Regions from separate parts of the Mus musculus genome. Here region 2 is linked to region 1. The links are chromatin loops, found by intact Hi-C in ENCODE. Cell type or tissue: heart. All regions are shown on one strand. Links, peaks and the distances in the headings refer to the core of each region. The heading gives the core; the rest is flanking DNA. Region 1 has its middle 31 kb from the start of Ccdc93. Region 2 holds the start of En1 (engrailed 1).

What was found. A loop is a pair of places that touch in the nucleus more often than their neighbours do. Peaks named below come from ENCODE experiments on the same cell type or tissue, not always from the same donor. Only the 100,000 strongest peaks of a DNase experiment are listed, where the experiment ranks them.
Region 2: a loop joins it to region 1, with 3 times the contacts of the local background. A loop is called at or near these places in 10 of 42 quality-filtered maps.

Annotation. Positions count from the first base shown.
Region 1 is chr1:121,394,262-121,406,397 of GRCm38, forward strand. No RefSeq gene overlaps it. Among named protein-coding and RNA genes, the nearest start is that of Ccdc93, 31 kb to the right of the region's middle. In heart, for the core only: a CTCF peak has its summit at 6,202; no DNase peak of the experiment used is centred there.
Region 2 is chr1:120,597,469-120,609,604 of GRCm38, forward strand. It overlaps En1 (engrailed 1), which reads left to right and starts at 5,019. Exons shown (of 2, transcript NM_010133.2): 1 at 5,019-6,453; 2 at 9,405-10,523. The coding sequence starts at 5,565. The coding sequence ends at 9,721. It overlaps Gm34352 (a long non-coding RNA gene), which reads right to left. Exons shown (of 5, transcript XR_387333.2): 5 at 10,943-12,136. In heart, for the core only: no CTCF peak of the experiment used is centred there; no DNase peak of the experiment used is centred there; H3K4me3 peaks cover 2,807 bases; H3K27me3 peaks cover 6,885 bases.

The DNA.
Region 1 (12,136 bases), core at 1,500-9,499:
ATTAGGCTCATACAGCTCCTTCACTGACTCATTTGCCTGACTCCACAGTACGTTGTTGTTGTGGTCGTTGTCATTGTTGCTGTCACCACCACCACCACCACCATCATCATCATTATTATTTGTTTTCTTTTGGAGATAGGGTTTCTCTGCATAACAGCCCTGGCTGTCCTGGAACTTGCTCTGTAAACCAGGCTGGCCTTGTACTCATAAAGATCTACCTGCCTCTACCTCCTCAATGCTAGGATTAAAGGTGTACACCACTGTGCCCAGCTTCAGTATGAATTTTTTTAAGATTTATTCTATTTGTTTTGTGTGCGTGTGTGTCTGTATATACAAATGTGTGCATGCGTGTGTGCGTGTGAGGTTGCTTGCTTGCTTGTGTGTGTGTGTGCATGCACATGCGTGTGCCTGTGTATCATCAGGCCTTCCCCTCCCCCGCAGGGAAAATGAGCTGTCTCCCCAGCCCCAACCCCGATATCTATGCCACTCTCTGTGAAAACCTTGGCCTGATGCAATTGTGTTTATTTTCTTAGATTTACATGCACTTGGCTGGGACATTGGTAATGTAGGGGAGAGGAGGAGAGGAAAGCATAAACAATAATTTTGCAGAAGACTTGTGAAAAACATTTCAAGATTAAAGAGTGCTCGTGGCATGGGGAGGGGGTGAAACCTCTTTGGCATCTGTGCAAGACTGTTTGCTTGACTCTAGAGGTGATAAAAATAATTTATGAAGCTCTGCATTTTTAGCAAGAGGAAATGACCTCAGCTTTTGGCAACGCGATGCAGTTAGCGAAGCCACTCTCCACGACTTTTATGGATTTCCTTGAGCTACATATTCTGTGACCTGGATTTCAGATTTATTGGCAGATACATAAGCCACATTAAGCAATATAAAATGCAGTGGGTGCATCAAATATCTCAGCAGGGACCCACTGACAGTGGGCGAGAGGCTGCCTCTTGGAAGAAGTCACTGAATTGGATAGCTGTTTATGCACTGGTCTAAACAGGCTCTGCATTTTGTTTTAAATAAAGACATTTGTTCAAAACAAAAGAGGCTCCCGCTGTACTCATAATCTATTGGGTGGCAGGAAGGGAGGGTATGGCCAACTTTAAAAATCTAATCAACCCTCAAGATTTGAGTGTGAATGCCTTTTTTGCTTCCCGTACTGGGGAGGCAGGCTTCTCAGTAGGAGAAAGGGGAGCATATCATGCTTGCTTCTGAAGCAAGACAATAGAGTAAGGCTCAGTGAGGATAGTATGCTCTGTCTGGTTTGGGTGAATCTTAACTACTTTGGCCAGTACCAGGAAGGGGATTAGTGCCCTTTCCTCAGCACTAGACACAGATGGAAGAAGTCTTGGAAACCCCATGCCCCATGTCACAAAATATAAGTCTAGCAGGAGCATGGGGTGGAGTGGGATGATAGCTTAGTGATTAAAGTGCTTGCCTTGCAAACAAAAGGCCTGAGTTTGATTCCCCCAGAATCCATGTAAAAAAATGCTTGGCGTGGTGATTATAACATGCTTCTAATCTTAGTGCTGGGGGGACAGACAGGCATGAACTGAGCAAGCTTAACCTCAAGTCTCGTTCCAGGCCAATGAGAGGCCTTGTCTCCCAAAACAAGGTGGATGGTGCCTAAGAAATGATACTAGACACTGACCCCTGGATTCCATGCATGTGTAGACATGCTTATACATGAAACACACATACATACCTTGCATGTACATAAAAAGGTAAGAGCCTACTGTGGAAAACAGGAGGACACTCTGGTGACCATCCAGCGACCAGCTGGGTCACCTTGAGTAGCTCATACTCTTTCTCAAACTCACAATGGGAGTCACGGCATCTTTTCCAGTAGGGAAGTCCCTGGGTTCTGGAAACTGTGGATCCAAATGCTTCTGTTAGAGAAATGGCATCACAGGATACAAGAGACACCTTGAATAACAATGAAAAACTTGGGAAGAACAACCAGGGATAACCCCAAACAGAAAAGAGGTTGGAACTCCTGGTTTCAACGGGAGCTGCGACTCACCCTTTCATGGCTGTGTGTTTTACTGTCAAGGATTCCTTTATAAAGACTGTCTCTGGAGACTCTGATCACCATACAATCTCCCTAAGAAACCCTCTGGGTAAGTTCCATCTCACCTTTGTGCCTCTATTCTCTGAAAACTGACTGCTCCTTGTCTAAGCCAATGGCATGGCCCCTAGGAACAAGTAGTGGGGGCGGGGCTCAGATTCTAGCATCAGATGTTACTGTTTTAAGTCCCGATTGTGCCACTATTTGCTGTGTGACCTTGGACAAGGCTCTGACTTCCCTGAGCTTCAGTCTTCCTGTAAATCAAGGATGACAGTGATTATATTCATTTACCAGACACTTACTATAATAAAATGGAAGTCAACTGGCTGAGCATGCTATGCAAACTGCTTCACAGAGTAAAGCCAAAATTCACTGAAGGCAGAGTCACAGGAGGAAATGCCATATGTGCTCCGTGCAGTGTTTGACTCACACAGCTTTTTTTTTTTTTTTTTTTCAAAACAAGTATTAAGCTGGGGAGATAAGTCAGCCTGTAAAATGCTTGTTTCACAAACGTGAGAGCCGGGGTTAAATCCCCAGACCCTACATTTTAAGAAGCTGCTCTGAAGGAATTGGGGTGATATTTGGGTAGGCAAAGTTCCTCCCATATACGTATGGGGATCTGAGTTCAGGTCCTTATGATCCATGGGTGAAAAACGGCCAGGTATGGCAGCATTCCTGCTATCCCACGTCTGGTAGGTGGAGATGGGGATTCTAAGAGCTTCCTGGCCAGTCCGCCTAGCCCAGCGAATTCTGGGTTCAGTAAAAATTTACCAGAAGAGAAGGTGGAGAGTGACAAAATTAGACACCAGACGTTGACTTCTTCTCTCCACATGTATACACATCTGCACACACGTGTGCACATGTACACACACACACACACACACACACACACACACACACACACGCCTGGCTGAAATCCCAAAGCCATAAAGAAATATGAGAGGCTAAATATAGGTGGGCTACGGGAACCTGAAAGTCAGCCAGCAGGCCTAGTGTACTGGAAGAACTCCAGGACGTTGAGAGGTGCAGTCTCAAACTAAGGCGGGTGGTGTTCTGAAGGAACTTAAGTTGTCCTGTAGTCTCCGTATGCACACATGTGTCCCTGCGAGTAACACATTTATGCACACACAAATAGAGTACTGAAATGTAAAGCCTTGCTAGAGCAGAGAAAGGAAAATAAGGAACAAAGTAATAGACTAGAATACCCACATTCTTATTGCATACAGACAGTTCTATACTTGACTGTCAGCTCTTATTATATCAAAATATAAACATTCAGGCTGGAGAGATGTATCCGTGATTAAGAACACTGGCTGCTCCTCTAGAGAGTTTGGATTCAAATGCCAGTATGCACATGTGGCTAACAGGAACTGCAACTCCAGTTTCAGGGTGCCCGATGCCCTCTTCTAGTCTCTGAGGACACTGTATGAATGTGATGCATAGACGTATATTCAGGCAAAACATCACATACATAAAATAAAAATAAATATTTAAGATGATTATATAAATATTAAATCTAATAAGTAATATATAAAAACTATCTTAGTAAAGCTCTTATGAGGTACCCTGTGTAAGTTATTTCCAATAACTACTCTGCCTCTTCCAGACATATCAATCTAGTACCTAACCAAAAAAAAAAAAAAAAAATGAAGTTCAGGAAGGGTAAGAAATATGAAAGTTAAGGGTGAGTCAAATTCATGCCAATAAGATGCCAAGATCGACTTCTAGCTAGAGCCCTACCACTATTGGACACCACACCGTCCAGTCCTAAGGGATACAGCCTCTGCCTACATCACAGCCTCTCCTTCCAGGAGGAGAATCTAAAAAGCTAGGATGAGAAGAAGCCAGTGAAAGCTCAGTGAATAAGCATTTGTTGCAAAGCCCAAGGTGAGAACCAACGTCTACAAGTTGTCCTTGGACCATCCCACACAGGCAAACATACCTCACCTATCCTCGCACTATATAAAATTTAAAATCTTAAATAGAAGAGAGAAAAGGAAAAAGACGAAGGATATAGGTTGTCAGTGATGAATGGCCAGAAAACTCTCAATGCTGAGTCACCCTGAGCAAGCTCTGTGTTAGGGAGTGGCGAGAGTGAAGGAGAGACTCTCATGCCAATGCACAGCAGGAGCAACATGGAAGCCCCAGTGTGATGATTGATTCCACTAAAGGGCTTGCCTTACAAGCAGCAGGACCTGAGTTAGAACCCCAGAACCCATGCAAAACAAAACAGACAAAATAAAACAGCACAAAGAAACAAAGGATGCAAAACAAACAAACAAACAAACAAACAAAATACAAGCATGGAAGGTTGTGTGCACTTGTGATCCCAGCCCTGGGGAGGCAAAGACCAGCAGATCCCTGCCTACTTGGATAACTCCAGAGCAGCTCCAGAGCAGAACCCCTGCCTCAGAATAACAAGGGGAATATCATCTCACGAACAACAAAGGAGGCGCTCGTATGTTTTTCAACATGCACATTTATGCGTGCACACACACACACACATACGTATGCACAAAGCAAAACAACACAGTTCACACTCATCAGGACTCCTGCTGTAGCTAGTCCCATCCAGGATGAGGACAAGGAGTACTAAATAATGGAGATGACGGATGTGGGTAGTGACTTACATGTGAAGCCTTGTTACTTGGGAGTGATAGCTGTGTTTTAGACTCCTCTGTCTCAGCAGAAAGCCCGATGAAGGCGTCCATACTGGCAAGGGTGGGACACGGCCTGGGAAGAAAAATGGGATTGCAAGAAGCAGCCAAGACCAGCCCTAAAATCCCCAGTTGGAAGTGTCTCTGTAGTCTGTGGCTTGGCCTAAGACCAGGGTAGAAACATGTGGTCTGAGCACAACAGGCTGGAGACCAGAGGGTCAGGAAGGACATGGGTTTATGAATGTCTTCGTCAGATTAAAGGATCTTGTCTCTCCAAGCAACCGTTTCTAGATCTGCATGGTCTTGCAGAGTCTGTTCATCCCGGATTGCAGTTATTCACATTGTTTCCCAAAATGCCGGCTAGGAAGGCTTGGGAATGATAAAGCAGGAGGCTCAGGAAGCTCATTCGCTTGGGGTAGAGGAATCCAGATCTCTGCCAGCTAATTTAACAAGAGACCCGAGGCGAGAACCACCTCTAATAATTCAAAACTAAAATTAGACATTCATTTGAAAAAAAAAATCAGGTAACCGAAACAAAAACGAGGGGAACTTTGTTTATTTAAATTATGAGGCTAATTGCCTCAACTCTCCAATTCCCCTCAGTGGGGTAGACTTGGCTTGAGTCTATCAGTATCCATGGCGACTCATCTAATAAGTAAACTGCATTAGCTCTGCCACTAGCAGAGAGAAGGGAGGGGTCTTGAAATGTATCTGTGTGGCTTCCTTCCAGTGCAAGGCATTTCATTATGTCCTGAGGACATGAGGCACTTCAAAGAGGATTGAAATCTGGAATGAGGGGGAGGAGTTTGGGATTATATACTTGCTTTTTAGTTTTATTTTTATATATGAGAATCAGACGCTAGAGATGGGGGACTCTGGAGAGAGGATTTTTTTTCTCTCTCTCTCTTCTGGGCTAGGGTTTTGTTTTGATTTGCTCAATGGTTGATATCTTTCCAAAAAGTTCCCCCATGAAAGCAGGCTTTCTTGTTTCCTCTTATATACATAATTTCAAGTGTATGTGACAGGCTATCTGTTAAGACAATACTCACACCTGATTCTATCTCGAGAAGGAAATGATGCAACGAATCGTTGCTGGTACCCAAACGATGTAAAGTGGCAATAAAAATCACCTCAAACAGGCACTGTGGGGTTCCTGTAACTACAGAAAACTAACTTGCTCTGTATCCATTTACTTTTAAAAATCATTTCACGATTAGAAGCATGTCAACTGGTCTAATTATTGCAGCAAATAATGAATCATTTCCTTTACAATCACTTATTAATTAGCCATCATAACACTGTTGTGAATTAGGTAGAAAGACAAGGATTCAATATTCGGTTATTAACACCTAATTAAAATATTCATTGTTTCCCATATGTTGTTTATAGCTTGGCTTCTTCCACACACTTGACAGGATTTCACTAACATGGAACAATGTCTTCCATTTGCTTAGCTCCGTCGCCATCTGTTGTTCAGAAGTAGAATATGTCTTCCTGTCTCCCTCTCCCCTCCCTTACCTCTTGCTTTTGGGAGAGTTTTAATTGCGATCAACAGTGTTCTCTTGAAAATGTTTTTCTTGATTTTTTTTCTTGTGTTGTTTCTGAATAAATAAGACATTTTGGTCATTTCTTAATTTTTTAAATATTTATTTATTTTTGTATGTATTCATTTGCATGAGTGTGAGTGTGCGTGTGTGTTCCACAATATATTTTTCATGGAAGTCAGATAACAACTTGAAGAAATCGCTTGTCCCCTTTCACTATGAGCCCCAAGGATCCAATTCCAGTTGTTAAGCTTAGCACCAACTGCCTTAATCCCCTGTGCCAGCCTAGTTCCTGCTAGTTTCAATGACAAGTTCTGAATAGTAAATTGAATGAACCCAGCAACAAAATGAGACTGAAATACAAGTAGTCCATCCCTCTGCGATGGGAGTTTGGTCCTAGGTCACTGTCCCTCTTTCCTTCACCTGAGATGCTCCAATCATTTGTGTAAAATCATGTATAGTGTTTGTGTATAGCCTGTATATATCCTCCTGTATTTTGTAGTCATCTTGTGAACTGGAGATGTGCCTCAGTTTGTAGAGTGCTTACCTAGCATGCACAAAGCCCTCAGCACCACATAAGCCAAGCATTATGATCTGTGATCCTAGCACTTGAGAGGCAGAGGAATAAGGATCAGGAGTTCTAGCACGTTCCAGCTGCATAGGGTGTTCTAAGCCAGCCTGAGTTATAGGAGACACTGCCTCAAAAACAAACAACAACAACAACAAAAATCCAAATAAACAAAAAAGCAACCAGGGGCTGGAAAGATTAAGAGTGTTTGCCGCAAACCTAATCCTCATGCCTAAAATCCACATTTTTAAAAGCCAGCCAATGAGACATATGCTTATAATCCCGGTTCTGGGGAAACAGAGGCAGATGGATTCTTGGTTCGCCAGCATAAGCTACTTGGCAAGTACCAGGTCAATGAGTGACTAAGTTTTAGAACTCAAGATGGGTAGCACCACTCAAAATTGCTCTCTAACATCTGCATACACACACACACACACACACACACAACTATCAGTACACATGCACATACACACTCTCAGAAGCAGGAAAAGTACAGGTGAACTAGTTCACACATGAAGTTATGACAGAAGGGAATTTAAGATTGAATGGTTCAAGTCATTTGTAGACTTACTCTGTGCTTACTCACACAACCTAGAAAAGTGATGTCAGAGGGCCGAGCACAGCGTATCATGCCAATACCTAATGATAGAGAAGCTATCATGATGCTCTTCTAACAAACTGGGATACAGGACAGCAGTAGAGTAAGTGACTGATGTAGGGTGGGTTCCATGATGCAAAATAAAAATATAGGACCGTTGTTCCAAAAGCAGGCCTAGGGTTCATGCTCCAACAAACAAGCAAGCATAAATAGGACTGACAAGGCAGGATAGATGGCAGAGTGGTAACAGCTTGCTTCACAAGCATAAGGACTTCAGACACTCAGAACTCACATAAAGCCAGGCATGGTCACATAGCCATGTGTAATCCCATCGATAGAAACAGTAGATTCCTCGTAAGCTTGTGGGCCAGATAGACAGATGAATACAGTAAGGAAATGATAAACACTCTGCAGGAGACCAGGCACCTTCTTCCTCCAGAATAGTAAGACATGGCATTGCTAAAGGCTCACCGAAGTAATCACCTGGTAGATAGGAACTGTCTGAGAATAAGATAAATGTGGAAGGAAACAGACAGAGATGCACAGGAGAGCACACCCTGAGTGAGAAGTTTGGGGCATCTGGTAGTGTCTTCAGTTCCAATAAATGAGGTAATAATGTCCCCCTTGTTTTGATTTTTTTTCTCCTTTGAGTGTGTGCTTGTGCTTATGCAAGTACACACGGGGCGGGGGCACAAGGGCATGCATGCTTGTGGAGAACACTGGACAACCTTGCTTTTGCTTCTGTTCTTCTTTGAGGCAGGATGTCTCACTAATCTGGAATTTACCAAGTAGGCTAGGCTAATTGGACAGTGAGCAAACTTGCTTTCCCCTCTCAACCAACAAGACCACAAGCATGAGGCATGGCACCCAATTATCTCACACTGGTTCTAGGGATAGAGCTCAGGTCCTTATGCTTGCAAGGCAAACACCATACCGACTGAGCCACCTTCCCAGCCCATTGTAATCCTTAAACTAAAACTAGGTTTCTGGTCCTTGAGACAAAGAGCCCTTGTTGACACAAACAGAGAAACTGGTTTGGGAAGCATCCCATTAACATGGCCACTGAATGTGCCAAGAGGTCTGAAGACTAAATTCCATCAAATTTCACTAAAAGAAGAAGCAGTTTCAGGGTTTGGGTGGGGAGTGGGAGCTATCACGGGAAATAGTTTTTACAAAGATACTTGACAAGAGACCATTGACAGAAAAAAAAAAAAAAATAGAAGCCCGGTATAGCCTAAGGCCAGAACTCTGTTGAATGCATGAAACCAAACTATAATTAGTGGGTTACAGAATGCATGTATGTACACACACAGACACACACACACACACACACACACACACACACACACACACACACACACACACCTGCATGTGACAAGGGATTCCTGGAGAAGATGGCTAATTTAAACTAGCCAAATCAGTCAGCCAAGCCAATCTCTACTCCCCAAGTAGAGATTTTGCCTCAATATATAAGTCGGAGAAACACTAAGACTCGATCTCTGGCCTCTATACACAGGTGTACATATGTGCCCCCACATGCACACATGTGCCCTCACACCTGTACACACAGCACACACACAAATATCTATCTTAACATGCATGGACAATGAGACCAAGGCAAAGGAGCCTGTTGGGTACACATAGAGCACCATCAGATGGAAAAGCTCTACTTGTGTGGTGGAGGGCACAGGCGTGGAGGATGGGTATGCAGCTTTACAAAGGCGAAGGGGAGGGCACTGAAGGGTCCCGTGGAGTCTTAGGGACTTGCCTCTTGTAATCTTTACAGCCTCAGGCAGAAACACCGCAGCTGGAGAACAAAGTTCAAGGTAGAAGACAGAGAGTCAGTTTGAAAGGCTCTGCTGAAGTGACTGGGCCCACCCTATATCTCCTATCCTCAGGGCAGGTCATTGGCCTTCTGTACTGGTAAGGATCCTAGGCATCTCCTTCAGAGGCAGTGGAAGGACAGGACCAGGCAGGCACCTTATGAGAAGCTAGCTTTCAGGCTCACAGCTACATTGCTCTAAGTGGAAGGACTAGTGGGGTGGGCTGTGCACTACCCCAAGGACCAGGAATCAGCTCTACACGGCCCAAGTAAGACTTGGAACAAGCTTTACCGCAGAAGGAATGTCCCTGTGGCAACTCATGTGGCAAGCTTAAGTGGATGTGGACTACCATACAATCTCGTTCCCTGTGTGCATCTGTACCAGGTAATAAGAGAAAGCTACTTGATATTTAAGAAGCAGGAAAAACAGGCCTCATTATGCTCTGTTTGGGTTGAGAAGCCAGGCCTCACCCAAGTGCTCTGCCCACTAATGCTAATCATCTAATCATCTCTCTCTCTCTCTATATATATATATATATATAGAGAGAGAGAGAGAGAGAGGGCACAGGTGTGGAGGATGGGTATGCAGCTTTACAAAGGCGAAGGGGAGGGCACTGAAGGGCCCTGTGGAGTCTTAGGGACTTGCCTCTTGTAATCTTTACAGCCTCATATATATATATATATATGTATGTATGGAGAGAGAGAGAGAGAGAGAGAGAGAGAGAGAGAGAGAGAGAGAGAGAGAGAGAGAGAGAGAGAGAGAGCCATCCACATCAGCATGTATGGAGCTCTCCATATCTGACGTGTATGGAGCTCTCAACATCAGGGCATACACAGCTGTCTATACCAGACATGAACACAATTCTACATCATAGGCCTTGTGGGCTTTCCCCTCATCCACTTTGGCATGTTCATTAGTATCATCCTTGTTCAGATAACTGGACAGTCATGATGGTGAGACTTTATGAGTGTAGCTTCTAATATTACTGAGAGACACAATTTCACAACAAACTCTTTGCTGGCTTTTACAATCTTCTCACTCCCTCATACGAAATGTTCCCAGAGCCTCGGGTGTGGGAGTGTTTTGTAAATGTATCTTTTGGGCCTGGGCATCACAACTCTGCATTTTGATTGACTTTGGTATTTTCTATAGTGGCCTCTGTTGCAAAAAGAAGTTTTCCTTGATAATGAATGAAGAATGTAACTGTGGGTATAATGACAAGTGTTTATAAATTGTTGTTAGGGATTATGCTGGCTTAGTAAATTAGTGGTTGCAGATCCTCCTCCAAAAACCATGACTTCACTAGTATTGAGAAATAAACTAAGTTTCCGTACTAAGCATGACTTCCCTCTTTTTTAAAGGGTCTTGAGTCCAGTTAGAGAGCCATTGGTTACCACCAAGGACTGTGTGCCACTACTCCACTCTTAGGATTATCATGATGCTGGCTATTGATGTGGTTCATAGATGTGTATATTTATATGTAGAATTATGTGTATTGTGGATTTTTTAAGATAAATAGTTGATGGTATGATTGCTCGCAGCTATTTTCCCAGCTATTCTTATTGTAGTTTTATATTCTTTCTTCTTCATGTATCTTCCCTCAGGAGGCCCTTTTCCCCCAAACCCCATGAGATCACCTGCACCGTGCACCCTTTTCCCTCCACCTGCTGTCTTCTGTATTTCTCTCTTTCCCCTCCCCTAAAGAACCCCTCCTTTCCCATTGCTCCAACTAGATCACTTGGACTCTGCAATTGCCCTTTTTGTTGCTTCCCAAACTTCCTATCTTGGCAGGGGTCCTGTTTTACTTTCCTGGCCTCTGTAGTTACTCCAGGCTATGTGTAATTACATCAGAAGATTTGAAGCTAGGAGCCTCTGGTGAGAGAGAATGTAAGACATTTGCCTTTCTGCCCAGCCCCTTTTTCACAGAGATACTGTTCTAGCTAAGTCTCTCGGGGCTAACTTTGAGCTTTTCCTGTATCCTGGAAAGGCCTTGAACTCACAGTTGTCTCCTGCATAGCTGTGGTAACAACCATTTGTAGCCAGGCCTGGCTAGGAACCATGATTCAGATACACTCAGCAAGAGTTCCCCTCATGCTCAAGGGTGTGACTGTAATAAAAGAATATAGCCATCAGCAACAGACTGTCCAGAGCTGATCCAATGAAGACACCAACTCCATGTAAAAGTGGAGGCTTGCCATCTTCCTCAATTCTCACCCAGAAATGCAGTTATTGTATAAATCACATTTGAAAATGTTTGTTATTATGTTTTGAGGTTTGAGTCTACTCATGCTTGTAGGTTCACTGGAAGAGACCTCAGGACTTAGTACACATTTGCAATGACAGTGACACTCAACCATAACAAAGCTACCTGAGGAGTTGTGGAGATGTGTTGGGGCTAAATAAAATGTGCAAAGATAATAGTGACAGTAACTTGGTTTAAAAAAAAAGAAAGACTTTTTGATCTTAGCTATTCTGACTGGTGTGAGATGGAACCTCAGGATACCCAAGATATAAGATACAATTTGCTAAACGCATGAAACTCAAGAAGAATGAAGACCAAAGTGTGGACACTGTGCCCCTTCTTAGAATTGGAAACAAAACACCCATGGAAGGAGTTACAGAGACAAAGTTAGGAGCTGTGACGAAAGGATGGACCATCTAGAGACTGCCATATCCAGGGATCCATCCCATAATCAGCATCCAAACGCTGACACCATTGCATACACTAGCAAGATTTTGCTGAAAGGAGCCAGATATAGCTGTCTCTTGTGAGACTATGCCGGGGCCTAGCAAACACAGAAGTGGATGCTCACAGTCAGCTAGTGGATGGATCACAGAGCTCCCAATGGAGGAGCTAGAGAAAGTACCCAA
Region 2 (12,136 bases), core at 1,970-9,969, 800 kb before region 1:
AGCCTGAAAGTCGGGAGGAAACCCGCTAGCAGCGATGGGCTGGCTGGCTTCAGCGTTCCCAGGGACCAAGCAAGCGGGTGGGCAGTTGGTCTAGCTCCTGGAACTCGGGGGCCCCAGGAGACCCTTTGGAATGAATGTTAGGGAATCAGTACCCCACCCCACACCTCCATTTCCCACAGTCAAGGAAATGGCATGTGTATGAGAGAGAGAGAGAGAGAGAGAGAGAGAGAGAGAGAGTCCAGAATAAAATGTCTCCACTCCTGCTGCAACTACTAGAGGTGGTTGTGGTGGTGGGGATACACCCAGATAATACTGGCATAGTCTAAGGTGACAGCCCCACTGACAGGCTTTTTCTTGAGCTTTCTAGGAAAACAGATTGGGGGTGGGGGTGCGTTTGCTCACACACAGAGAAGGTAAAAGAAAAACTATCACCTCAAAGCCTTCTCCACACCCACCCAGGACTTTCCCGAGGCTTGCAAACAAAACTTCCTCTCCTCATTTCTTGGGTTAACTGAGAAATTTATTTTCAGAGATTTGGCTTCTGAGACTGCCCCCAATTCATTGGCTTCCTCCCACCCCTTGTCTGCCTCTTCCAGTGCCACTCTTGGCTTCTAACAAAATTCCTGAAGACCCTTAACCAGTACCCAAGAAATCCCCCTCCAGCACCCACCCACCCCATATTGTCATGCCCTCCAAATGAAGACCGAAGCCCTGAGCGCTAATTGAATTAGTCTATTGAAAAGACTGTCAGGTACAATCACGCGGCTAGAGGCCTCACATTTCCCAAGGTCTATAGGCTTTGGGGACCTGCAATGTATAGTCTGACCTTCTGGCTCACGATAATGCCCGCACTTGTACCAGAAATCTCCCTGCATTCACTCCCAACAAAACCGCTGGTCACCCAGTCCCCGTAGGAAGGCTGCACGCTATTGTGTTGGGACAACTCATTCATGTCCCGCACCACGAGGCCCCACCGCCATCTGATCTACACTGGAAATGGGATTACCACCGTGTGCAGGCAACACCACCTACTGCAAGCCCACTGAGCTCTGATTCTGAGCCGAGAGGCTTGGCTTTTAGATTTGCACTCACCTCTCCCACCTCCATTTTAAGGTGGGAACTGGAGGGACCTCTTAACTTGTCTCAACACAAACAAAATTCAAAACTCGTTAGAAAACCCTTCCGAGTAGGAGATTTCCCTTTCTGAACCATCATGCAAGGAGCTCTCAGCAAATGCGTTACAATTCTCTGTAGGCATTGGTGAGGCTGACTTGGGCCCAAGTCATTTGAGGAGCTCCTATCCTCCACAGAGTTACACACCAACACACAAGTAATGCATTTGGAGACTGGGTTTTCCGTGGATGGCTCTCATGCACACAGGGGAACAGACATGAACACAAGCACATAAATGATTTGTGGCTGTTTACCAGGTTGGAAAGAGGGGAAATAGATACACTTTCTTAGTTTTCACCCTTAGAAAAACTCATGTCTTCCCTTTGTCTGATCTCAAAGTTCCCGGCAGCTCTCCCTTCCCTAAGCACACATGCACTTTTCCCTCTGCTTGGCCAGATGTCTTTTGCATGGAAGCCAGAGTTGAACCTCTAGGAATGGAGGATGTTCAGGGACTAGGGAGGGTTGGAGGGTTTAGGGGGTCTCTGTATTCAGTGTACCATGCTCCCCAGCCCAGGGGGGGGTTGCGTTGGGGGTAGGAGGACTATCTTACACTCTCATGCATTTTTTGGTATTTGGAATTAAGCAAAAATCCTTTCCTTCTTTGTCGTTTCTCCCACCCCCAGTTCATTTGGGCTAAATATGAAAAGGTGGCAAGGGAGACAGTAAGTCTATGGAGGAGGTAATGCCCAATCCGTGGCCTTCTGTGGGGGGTGTCTCTTGCAGGGGGTAACCACAAAGCTTAAAACAGCAAGGCAATGGAAGGACATGCTGATCTCCATTCCTTCCTGTACTTGGGACCCCAGAACTGGACCCGTTTGGAGCAAAGGGCTGCATTCCATTTCTGGTCGGTTCCCACATCTTCTTCCTGCTGCCTTACCTGTCTGCCATCCTGGCCTGAGCATTTATCAAATGGCAAGACATCCTCAACTACCAAAAGGCAGAGGGGAGTATCTAAAAAACACGAGTACTCCAAGGCAGTCACACTGACATGCACCCTGCACACCAACACCAAGCCCCTTTCCCCATACTTGAACACACCACTCACCCTGCCCCCGCTGTAGCTTCTCACCCACATGCCAGCCCTGGGCTCCGAGATCTCTGGACCCCTCACACAAGTGTCTCAGCCAATATTTGCTCACTCAGCCTGCACACACCTCTCGCCAAGGCTTGCCAGGACGTCAGCACAGGCACATATAGTTCCCAACAGTGTGTTCAGTTTTAGGAGGGAGAGGAGGGCGTGGAACCTGGGTGGGGGTCGTGGAGCTCGGGCGACAGGTCTAAAGGAGCATCCGTCTGGGGCTGGATCTGGGGGGTGGAGTGGGGTACAAGCCACTGCGCTGCAGAGGAGCATCGCCTAATCCAGCCGGAGCTCGTGGGCCGCGGGTGCATTTATCATCCTATTACTGTAACAAATCCGAGCTCTACTACATGAAAGGTAAAATGAATTACCGACGTTAAGCCGTCAATAAAGTCATTTCTGTAAATGGTGTCTCCAAAGGGCCGCCGCATTATTCAGCTGGCTTTATCAGCTGGCTGGAAATTACGTACAGGACCGGGCCGCGCGGCGCGCGGGGCCGCTCACTTTGATTAAACGTCTTGCCAGTGCTATGTGACAGAGCTTTTGACCAGGGTTTTATTCACAGGCCTGTGATGAACGCCAAGCTGATCAGGCGGAATGAAGAGTAATTAAAACCTATAAATTATCTTCCGCAGCCCTTCTCACGGCGTCTCCTGCAGGCGAGATAAGGCGTCGAGACCCTATTTACGGCGCTGAAAGGGACCGCGGCGCACAAAAGCTACGCGGCTAAATAGGATATTGATAGTGTCCTAATTAGAATTTAATTAAGTACCCACGGTCGCTTGTGGGATAAAGATTTCAATTTTGCGAACTTAAATATAAATAAAAATCCCACCCCTATTTCGGGGGGAAGGAGTGAGGGCAACTGGAGATTTCGGGGAGCCCTTGGGTTAGAAGCAGAAGGTAACCCACAAGAAAGCACAGTAGATGTGGAGAAGCCTCAGAAAGTTGGAGAGACCGCGGTGGCCCCAGAGACTCAACTCTGGAGAGGTTCTTGCCACCAAGCCCCAGCCCAGTCCTTTTTGGAAACCCGGCCCAGAGAAGTCGGGAGATTCTCGGCTGAGCCTGAGAGGCAGCCAAGCAAAAGGCGAATTCTGTTCTTCGTCCAGGACAAACTTTGCATCATTGCTCCGGTTAGACTGGTGGGTTTGGTTGTATGTTCTTCCCAATCTAGCCTCTGTGTAAATAAAATCTTACTTTTTTTTTTTTAACTAGGGGTAGAGAGTGTAACTCTTATGAGGTAGTCAGAAACTATGACATTTGGGGATGGTGATCAGGGAAGTGTAGTTCTGCCAGGATCTCCAACAGGACATTGGGTGGGAAAGGCCTCCTCTGTGGAAGGCTTTCTTGGACTGAAGGCTTCAACAGTCTATTCGTACCCGACCCTCCAAAACAGCTCTCCAGGAAATCTCTCCGGCGTCCAGCATCACCCTTCACTCTCTAACCTGGGTTGAGGAAAAACTTTTGAGGTATTTCACTCGGGAAAAGAGGAAATGCCCAGAATACAGCAGCGTGGAAGCGACTGGAGGCGAAAGTGCTCAGGGCCCCACCCCAAGATGCCCAGGAGTGGGCAGCAATTCCAGCGAATTCAGCTTAGAATTAGGGTAACCCGTTGTTGAATCTTCAGCCGGCCAAGGCAAACATTTGAAGCGCGGTAGTTTTATTGTTCTGATTTTTACTTTGCAGGGAAATCTAACACAGAGGTTTCACTGAAGTTGAAACCCAAACCTAGGCCTTGCAAGGAGGCACATCATGTCGCCTGGCTTAGGTGCTCTTCTGAGACAACTCTACCGGGCTAGGGCAATCCGGATTTCCCTTAGCCAAGGAAGAAAAGGGCAGAATGCACTAGGGCTCTTCTATGGCCTCTGGACGTGGCTCCACAGCGTCCGGACAGCTTGTGGGTGTTGGTGATCCAGACAGGGAAGGGCATAGTTACGAATCTCTCAGCGACAGTGTGGCTAGCCACTGACACAAACCAACAGTGCCAGCAAGGTGTAGCAGGCCTCTTGGGTTTGCCATTAGTGGGAAACAAACGACACCTCTGAAGGTAGCTAGCCCTAAGTCTTTCGCTCATGCCCGATCTCTTGGTTTTTCACACACACACACACACACACACACACACACACACACACACACACACACACAGAGAGAGAGAGAGAGAGAGAGAGAGGGGGGGGGGAGACAGAGAGAGAACGTGGGAATATAAGAATATAAACTAAATCGGCGACCGGGGATGGGGAGGGGGGTGTATGGTATCCCAAATCCCTGCCGCTTCTCGTTGTTCCCAGCACACACGAACCCATAGTCCTGTATTTCTCCAACAAGTTGTGGACTTGCTTCTCTTATCTGTCTACATCCCAAATTCTAGCTTTCTCGGATCTCTTCATGCCCTCTTCAGTCCGGATCTGAAGGGGGGAGGGGCGTGGGCACAAATGGGGGCAGGGCAGGCCGGACGTACGGGGCCTGAGCCTCTGCACCCCCTCTCCACCCACGGCCGCCGCCCCCGGATTATTTATCCGCAAAGTCCCGCGCGCGCCCATTGGGCCGAACCCTGAGTGTCAGCGCGAGTTCTGGCTCGCCATTGGTCTCACACACGTGCGGCCCTGACTCACGTGCTTCCGGTTTGAAGGCAAAAAGTGTGCCTGGGTGATTTTTTTTTTTTTTAAGCGAGAGAGTTTGTGCAAAGATCCGAGCTGTCAGAGATTTCAGGGGGGAAAAGGGAGCCCGGCACTGGCGGAGACGCGCTCTCCCTGCAAAAAAGCAAAGACGATTAAAGGCGCTGCCAGCCTCGCTCTCTGGGCACAGCTGAGCGTGACACTGGGGAAGTCAAACCCCTCTACTGCCTAGGAAGATGGCTAGACTTTAAAGATTATTTTTTTCCCTTTAAGGAAAAAGTCTCGGAGCTTTAAAAAAAATTCCTTTTTCTCTTTTTTTTTCTCCCCTCTTTTTTTTTTTTTCTGAGCCGTGGCTTATCCCCCCATTAAGACCAATCACTGAAATCTTGTTGCTGAAAGAAAAAAAAGAAAGAAAGAAAAAGAAAAGAAAATAATAGCCAAGTGTCTTCACTGTATCTGGATGTCTACAAATTAGAGAGAGGGAGAGAGCGAGATTTGCTCCACCAGAGCGGGCGAGAGCCAGGCCAGACGCTCGCCTTTCTTTTTTCCGCCTGCATCCGCCCTGTGCCTTCGCTGAGGCTTCGCTTTGCCTTCTTCCTCTCCGCGCACCCCCACGGGCCCGCTGGCAAAGTGGGGTGGGGAGCGAGGCGCGGGGGGCGGGGGCCGGCGCCGCGGCCAGGGCTGCCGGGCGGCCGAGCATGGAAGAACAGCAGCCGGAGCCTAAAAGTCAGCGCGACTCGGGCCTCGGCGCGGTGGCAGCGGCGGCCCCGAGCGGCCTCAGTCTGAGTCTGAGCCCAGGAGCCAGCGGCAGCAGCGGCAGCGATGGAGACAGCGTGCCGGTGTCCCCGCAGCCAGCGCCCCCGTCGCCTCCTGCGGCACCCTGTCTGCCGCCCCTGGCCCATCACCCGCACCTCCCCCCGCATCCCCCGCCCCCGCCGCCGCCGCCGCCGCCGCCACCGCAGCATCTCGCGGCGCCTGCTCACCAGCCGCAGCCCGCGGCCCAGCTGCACCGCACCACCAACTTTTTCATCGATAACATCCTAAGGCCCGATTTCGGTTGCAAAAAGGAACAGCCCCTGCCTCAGCTCCTGGTGGCTTCGGCTGCAGCCGGAGGAGGCGCAGCAGCAGGAGGAGGAAGCCGCGTGGAGCGTGACCGAGGCCAGACTGGTGCAGGTAGAGACCCCGTTCACTCTCTGGGCACACGAGCTTCGGGGGCTGCCTCGCTCTTGTGTGCTCCAGATGCGAACTGTGGCCCACCCGACGGCTCCCAGCCCGCCACCGCTGTCAGCGCCGGCGCATCCAAAGCCGGGAACCCGGCTGCTGCGGCGGCCGCGGCCGCAGCAGCGGCTGCAGCGGCAGTGGCGGCAGCGGCGGCAGCAGCCTCGAAGCCCTCGGACAGTGGCGGTGGTAGTGGAGGCAACGCGGGGAGTCCCGGGGCGCAGGGCGCCAAGTTCCCGGAACACAACCCTGCGATCCTACTCATGGGTTCGGCTAACGGTGGGCCGGTGGTCAAGACTGACTCACAGCAACCCCTAGTGTGGCCCGCCTGGGTCTACTGCACACGCTATTCGGACCGTCCGTCCTCTGGTGAGTACCCGAGCCGGGATGTGCATATGTGTCCAGGCCATGCTCTAGAATTTCAAGCCGTCACGCCCGGGAGAGTCCAGTTTGAAGCTCCATCAGCTTCACGTTTTATTTCTCTTGCCCCGGGTCCTAGTCACAACCGATCCTGTGCTCGATTCTGCCCTGCCATGTTGGCCTATTCGACCAAGGAAGTTACAGCTATTGGCACGCACAGGAGGCTCCAGTTTTTGTCCTTTGATTTTACGAACTCTGAGCCCTGAGGTCATTTTTGTATTTTATTTTATTATCTCGAAGAAAGATATCTAATTACTCATTGATCTATTTAGTAGGGAAAGGGCGCTTTGAGCTGGCGGGAAGATAGGCCTAGTTAGTGACTTGGTTCTGCGTCTACCACCGTAGTCCTGTCCAGAACTGTCTTTAGCCAGGGAGATGAACCGGAGAAATATTCTTTGCCGTGTGTTTTAAACAAACACTATGGATATTATACTGTGGAGAGTCCATTTGCATAAAAACAGATATGGGAGAGACAGAAAAGAGAAAACCTCCATCTCTTGCGCCCAGCCCGGGAATGGGGAGTCAACCCGCGTGGGTAGAATGTAGAGGAAGGCCCTAGCCAGAAAGGTGAGTAGCCTCTGCTCGCTGGTGCTGGCAGGCCGTGGGAGAGCAAAACAAGCAGGCTACTGGAAGATTTGAAATCTGGACCATGGGCAAGGGAATCAGCGTGTGCCTGGCAGGGCTCCCCTGTCCCTTCGGCCTGGGTTTCATTCTTTTACTCTCTCTCCTTCGCAAATATGCCCGTTAATGGCTATCTGCGTGACTTAGGACAATTCTCTGCTTTCTTTTCCTTTGCTGGAGCACCTACCTACCCAAGGTCAGCTGCTGGGCCCTAGAAGAGGGGACTCAGGCCTGCTTCTCCTTGCACAGAGCGGGCGTTTCTAGGAGGCCAGCGCCGGTCCCCCGAGGAGAACAGCAGGGGCTTGGGTCCAAGGTCAGCTTTGGGCCAGGCAGGGGGCCGGGCAAAAGGTAGCCACAGGCGCCCCACTGCTGGCTGGTGTCTTGCAGCCTTGCTGCTTCGGGCTGGGTGCGGATCGATGCGCGCTATCAGCCCCCGCCATCTCGAGCCCCGTTATTGACAAGTCGGGCTCCCTGAACCTCCGAAAAGCTGCTTTGATTGACTCGCCTGATGGATAGAGTGATTGAGCTGTCAGGCTGAGTGGGTCGGGCCGGCCAGGAGGCTACGATTTTATTACAAGTGTCCGTGCCTCTGCACACAACAACAACACTACAACATGCTCAGGACGCACCTCCCGCAGCGGAGTCTCTTGGAGGATGCGCACATGTCCTGGGCCATCTCTGCCTGCTTGCCTTATGACTCATCTAAACCCAAGTCTTGCTCAGGAGCAGGCCTTGTCTTTGTTCCTTGCTCCTTTTCTTTTTATAGACCAGAGAAGGCAGGGACCAGATACTTCTCCAAAGGCAGTTAATGTGGAGGAGTGACAACTTAGACGTGATTCCTACAGCCAGTAAGGCCTGGACTCCTCCTCCACACACAGCTACTGACCCTAGGTGCTGGTCGGCTGCTCCATCCAGTTACTCAATTTTTCCAGTAACTAGGTTTGCACATGCCAGCAAAGACCCCTCTCTCAGATAGTTTTAGGTAATAACAGACAGGTCAGGAACGGCCTCCATAGCTATCACTGAGGCCAGCAGTGCCCACATCCCAGCAAGAGTGCCACGAAGCAGGTTTCAACCCTCCAGCCAAGGTCCAGCCTAGTTCTCTCTCCTTGGCTGGACCCCCATACCCACCTTCCACATTAGCATTTGAGAGAGGCCTCATTCTCTTGGAGAATGGCCTTCCTACACCCCATCTTGGGGTAATAGCACAGGTCCCCCCCGCTGTGATTGTTTCTTTCACCAGCATCTCTTGGTCCTTGTTTTGCTTCTGGGTGGGGACAGCAAGGGAAGGGTTATCACCAGCCATGGGCTTCCCAATTTGTTTGTGTTACTTCAAGACTTTTGCACCCTGAAATTATGCAGGCAGGTTTAGAAAAGAGATAAGAGAACCTCCTCCCCCGCCCCACACCATGGAGAGGAGTCCTAAGGGTCCTTCTTTTTTTTCTTTCTGACATCAACCAAGAAGCTAAATAGAATGTCCCAGGCTTAAACTCATAGACCAGGGGCAGCAGTCCTAATAGGAATGGGCAGGCAGTGTCCTGCTTCGCTACTGAAAGAGCTTCCCTCAGGTCGAACAGAAAGAAAAGAAGGCAGAAAGGGATTCCTGATTCTCTGGAGTTGGGTGATTTCAGCTTCCCTGTTCTCTCTGAGGTCAATGTTGAAAATCAGGTAGGCTTCTCTCTCTCTCTCTCTCTCTCTCTCTCTCTCTCTCTCTCTCTCTCTCTCTGTGTGTGTGTGTGTGTGTGTGTGTGTAGCTTCCCAAGAATAAAGTGAGAACCAAAGTAGATCAGAGATCAGCCATTCTTCCCAGGGCCTGACCTTACTGATGTATTTATTCCAGGGCTAAGAAGACATTCTGGTTCAGTGATACCCTAAGTCTAGGTTATACCTTGGGACTCCAAGAACTCACTGTATCTTTAATTGCTCCCCCAGCCCTATTTTGTTGTTGTTGTTGGCCTTCTGGGCTGGACAGTACTGGGAGCTAGGTCTGTTCTCCATCTTTCTTGAATCGGGTGGCCCCTGCAGTCCCTGCCAGTGTGCTTGTTTGGTTTCCGAGTCCCTCCTGCAGAGGGGGGCCTAGAGATCTCAATGGTGTAGAGAGGGGCTCTTTGATGGAGATAGCGGACCCAGCAGCTGGCCTCTACAATCGCCCCGGAAACTCGGGATCCCCGCCCGCGGTGTACTCCACACAATTTTCTCAAGGCTTACTCTGCCCTCTCCCCCTCCCTCTGTTCCTGACCCCCTTCCTCCCCTCCCTGGCCCTGTCCTCCCCGCTGCAGGTCCACGCACCAGGAAGCTAAAGAAGAAAAAGAACGAGAAGGAAGACAAGCGGCCGCGGACGGCGTTCACGGCCGAGCAGCTGCAGAGACTCAAGGCGGAGTTCCAGGCAAACCGCTATATCACGGAGCAGCGGCGACAGACCCTCGCCCAGGAGCTCAGCCTGAATGAGTCCCAGATCAAGATCTGGTTCCAAAACAAGCGTGCCAAGATCAAGAAAGCCACCGGCATCAAGAACGGCCTGGCGCTGCACCTCATGGCCCAGGGACTGTACAACCACTCTACCACCACGGTTCAGGACAAAGACGAGAGCGAGTAGCTGTGGCCAGCTCCGGGGCCCGCGGTCCAACGGCGCCCGTGCCACCTCCAGGCTCCTCGGGGCTGCCGCTTCACCAGCCCCACGCAGAGACGATCGCTATGGAGGGAGGCATCAATCAGGGCGACAGAGAAAGCGAGCAAGAGAAAGCAATCCTCCGAGTGGACATTCACATAGGAACAAAACGGTTTTTGAAACGGGAGTAAGACTCGGACAGGTGCTATGGGGGAAAAATAAACATCTATTCTCTAACTCACTGTATAAGATGAAACTGCGAATTCCTTAAAGCTCTATCTAGCCAAACTGCTTTCGACCGTGTATATATTTAATTTCAGGTAAGGAAAACAAATATGTGTAGCGATCTCTATTTGCTGGACATTTTTATTAATCTCATTTATTATTGTTATAATTATTATAATTATTATAATTATTTTTCCCCTCCTCCCTACCTTGCTGCACCCCCCCCCCCCAGCCCAGTTTCGTTTTCGTTGCTCTTTTCCTTTGAATGTTTTTGCTTCTCTGGGTACCTCCTGCACCCCCAACGCTGGCCCTGGTTTCTCTGGGACTTTTCTTTGTGTGAGTGTGAGTGTGTTTCCTTGTGTGTCTGCCCCTCGCCTCTTCTCTACCCACCCAGGATTCTTCTATTGGTCTTGTCTATCCCTCCCGTAAATCCCCTTCCTTTTCTGGAGACTCCTTGAGAAATACAACCCCACAGACTGCGAGACTGAACCGCCGCTACAAGCCAAAGATTTTATTATGTTCAGAAACCTGTAGTCTGAAATAAAATGTTCACTGTGTTCATGAGTTGCTGACTGCCCTCTTCTTTGTGGGATGAGAAAGAGCCCATCCAGGTACTGTGTGGCGACCACCCTGGCTGTACAGGGTGGGAGCAAAACCCTGGGAAGCTCAGCTATGACTGTAATCATCACTGCTCAACAAATGTTAGTGTGAAAGGGAGTGTATGGCACAGGCTGTCCAGGTTTGCTTTGGTCTGGAGGATATGCCGAGTCCCTGAATGTATTCTAGGCGACCCCAATGTCAGAAAGTCCAGTCCTTCACTGCCCTTCCCCCAAAGGCTCCAGCTGGCTGCTTAAGCTTGTTCAGGCTCAGCCAACTGAGTCCTCTTGTTCAACCTGCTTCCATGAACAAAACTATACCTCTAGGTCTTTTTTTTTTTTTTTTTTTTTTTTTTTTTTTTTTTTTTTTGTGAAAGTCTAAGACTAGAGGCCTTACCAGGGCCTGCAATGGTGGCAGACTGTTTGCAAAGCTGCCCAGCTTTGGCCCAGAGTCTCTTCACCTCTTCCTTTGGGCATGGGATTCCCCTCCGCAGGTAGCTAGTCTGATTTGATGCTCGCAGGGCTTCACTGTGTAATAGTCTCCTCATACTACAAAGAGGAGGCCCGTCTGTGTGAAAAGCTGTATCTAGTGATCCTGTTCAGGGGGTCTGGAAGCCCCCAAACAGCCAGAGGCCTACCTCTCCCTGACCTGAAGCTTCAGTATAGAGGTTCCTTTTCCAAATCCAGCAAAGCTTAGCCAAATTCCTCATTTCAAGGAGAGGAGATTGTACACAGAAGATCCTAGGACAGGCCAGACACTTGGCCAACCCAGAGAACCCTCTGGGGAGTTGTCAGTGAGTGGGACAGACTCTCCAGGACTGACACCCCCTGAAGCTTTCAGAGGCTAAGACTAAGAGCCTATTTAAAGGTTCCCATCTCTCTTTTGTTTAGAATTTTATACACTATAAATTCTACTCTCCTTTTTTTCCCTATATGCAAGATGCATGTAACATGTAAGCAACTATGTATAGGTATGTACGTAAATGTGCCAGATGGGTGTCCATACGTTTGTGTGCACATGTAATAGTGTGCACATCATGGTGAGCCTCGGTTCCCGGCCATTTTGTTTGTATTCTGCGTGTGTTTTTGTATTGTGCAGCTGAGTGGTTGTTACGCTGCAGGGTCTGACACATTATTGGACATTTGTGAGTTCGGGGGTGTCCGTATTTGCACTAGTGTGCATTTGCGCATCAGAACCCTTGTCTAGTGTGTTTGGGACTTGCATGAATATGGGGACCTTTCCTCTAGAGTTTATTTCCTGATGCCCCCTCCCCCAACAGGATTGATTTTTGGAAGAAATGAGAATGGTCCAGTTATCCCACTCTTTTCTTGAAAAAGTCCCCGAAATTTGGCTCAACATCCCGTTTCTCACCAGGGAACTAAAAGTGCTAGGCTCTGTACCCCAGGAAGAGTCCCACACTGTCTCTGTCTAAGGGCTTGGGAACTTGGGGTCCAGGGGCCTGGAGAGCAGTTGGAAGTCATTAAACATTCCTATGGGTCTCTTATGTCTTACTGTTGTTTTGGGGGTGGTGCCTGCACATAATTGGTGTTCAGAGGTGACTGGAAGCATCCGTCTTGACAG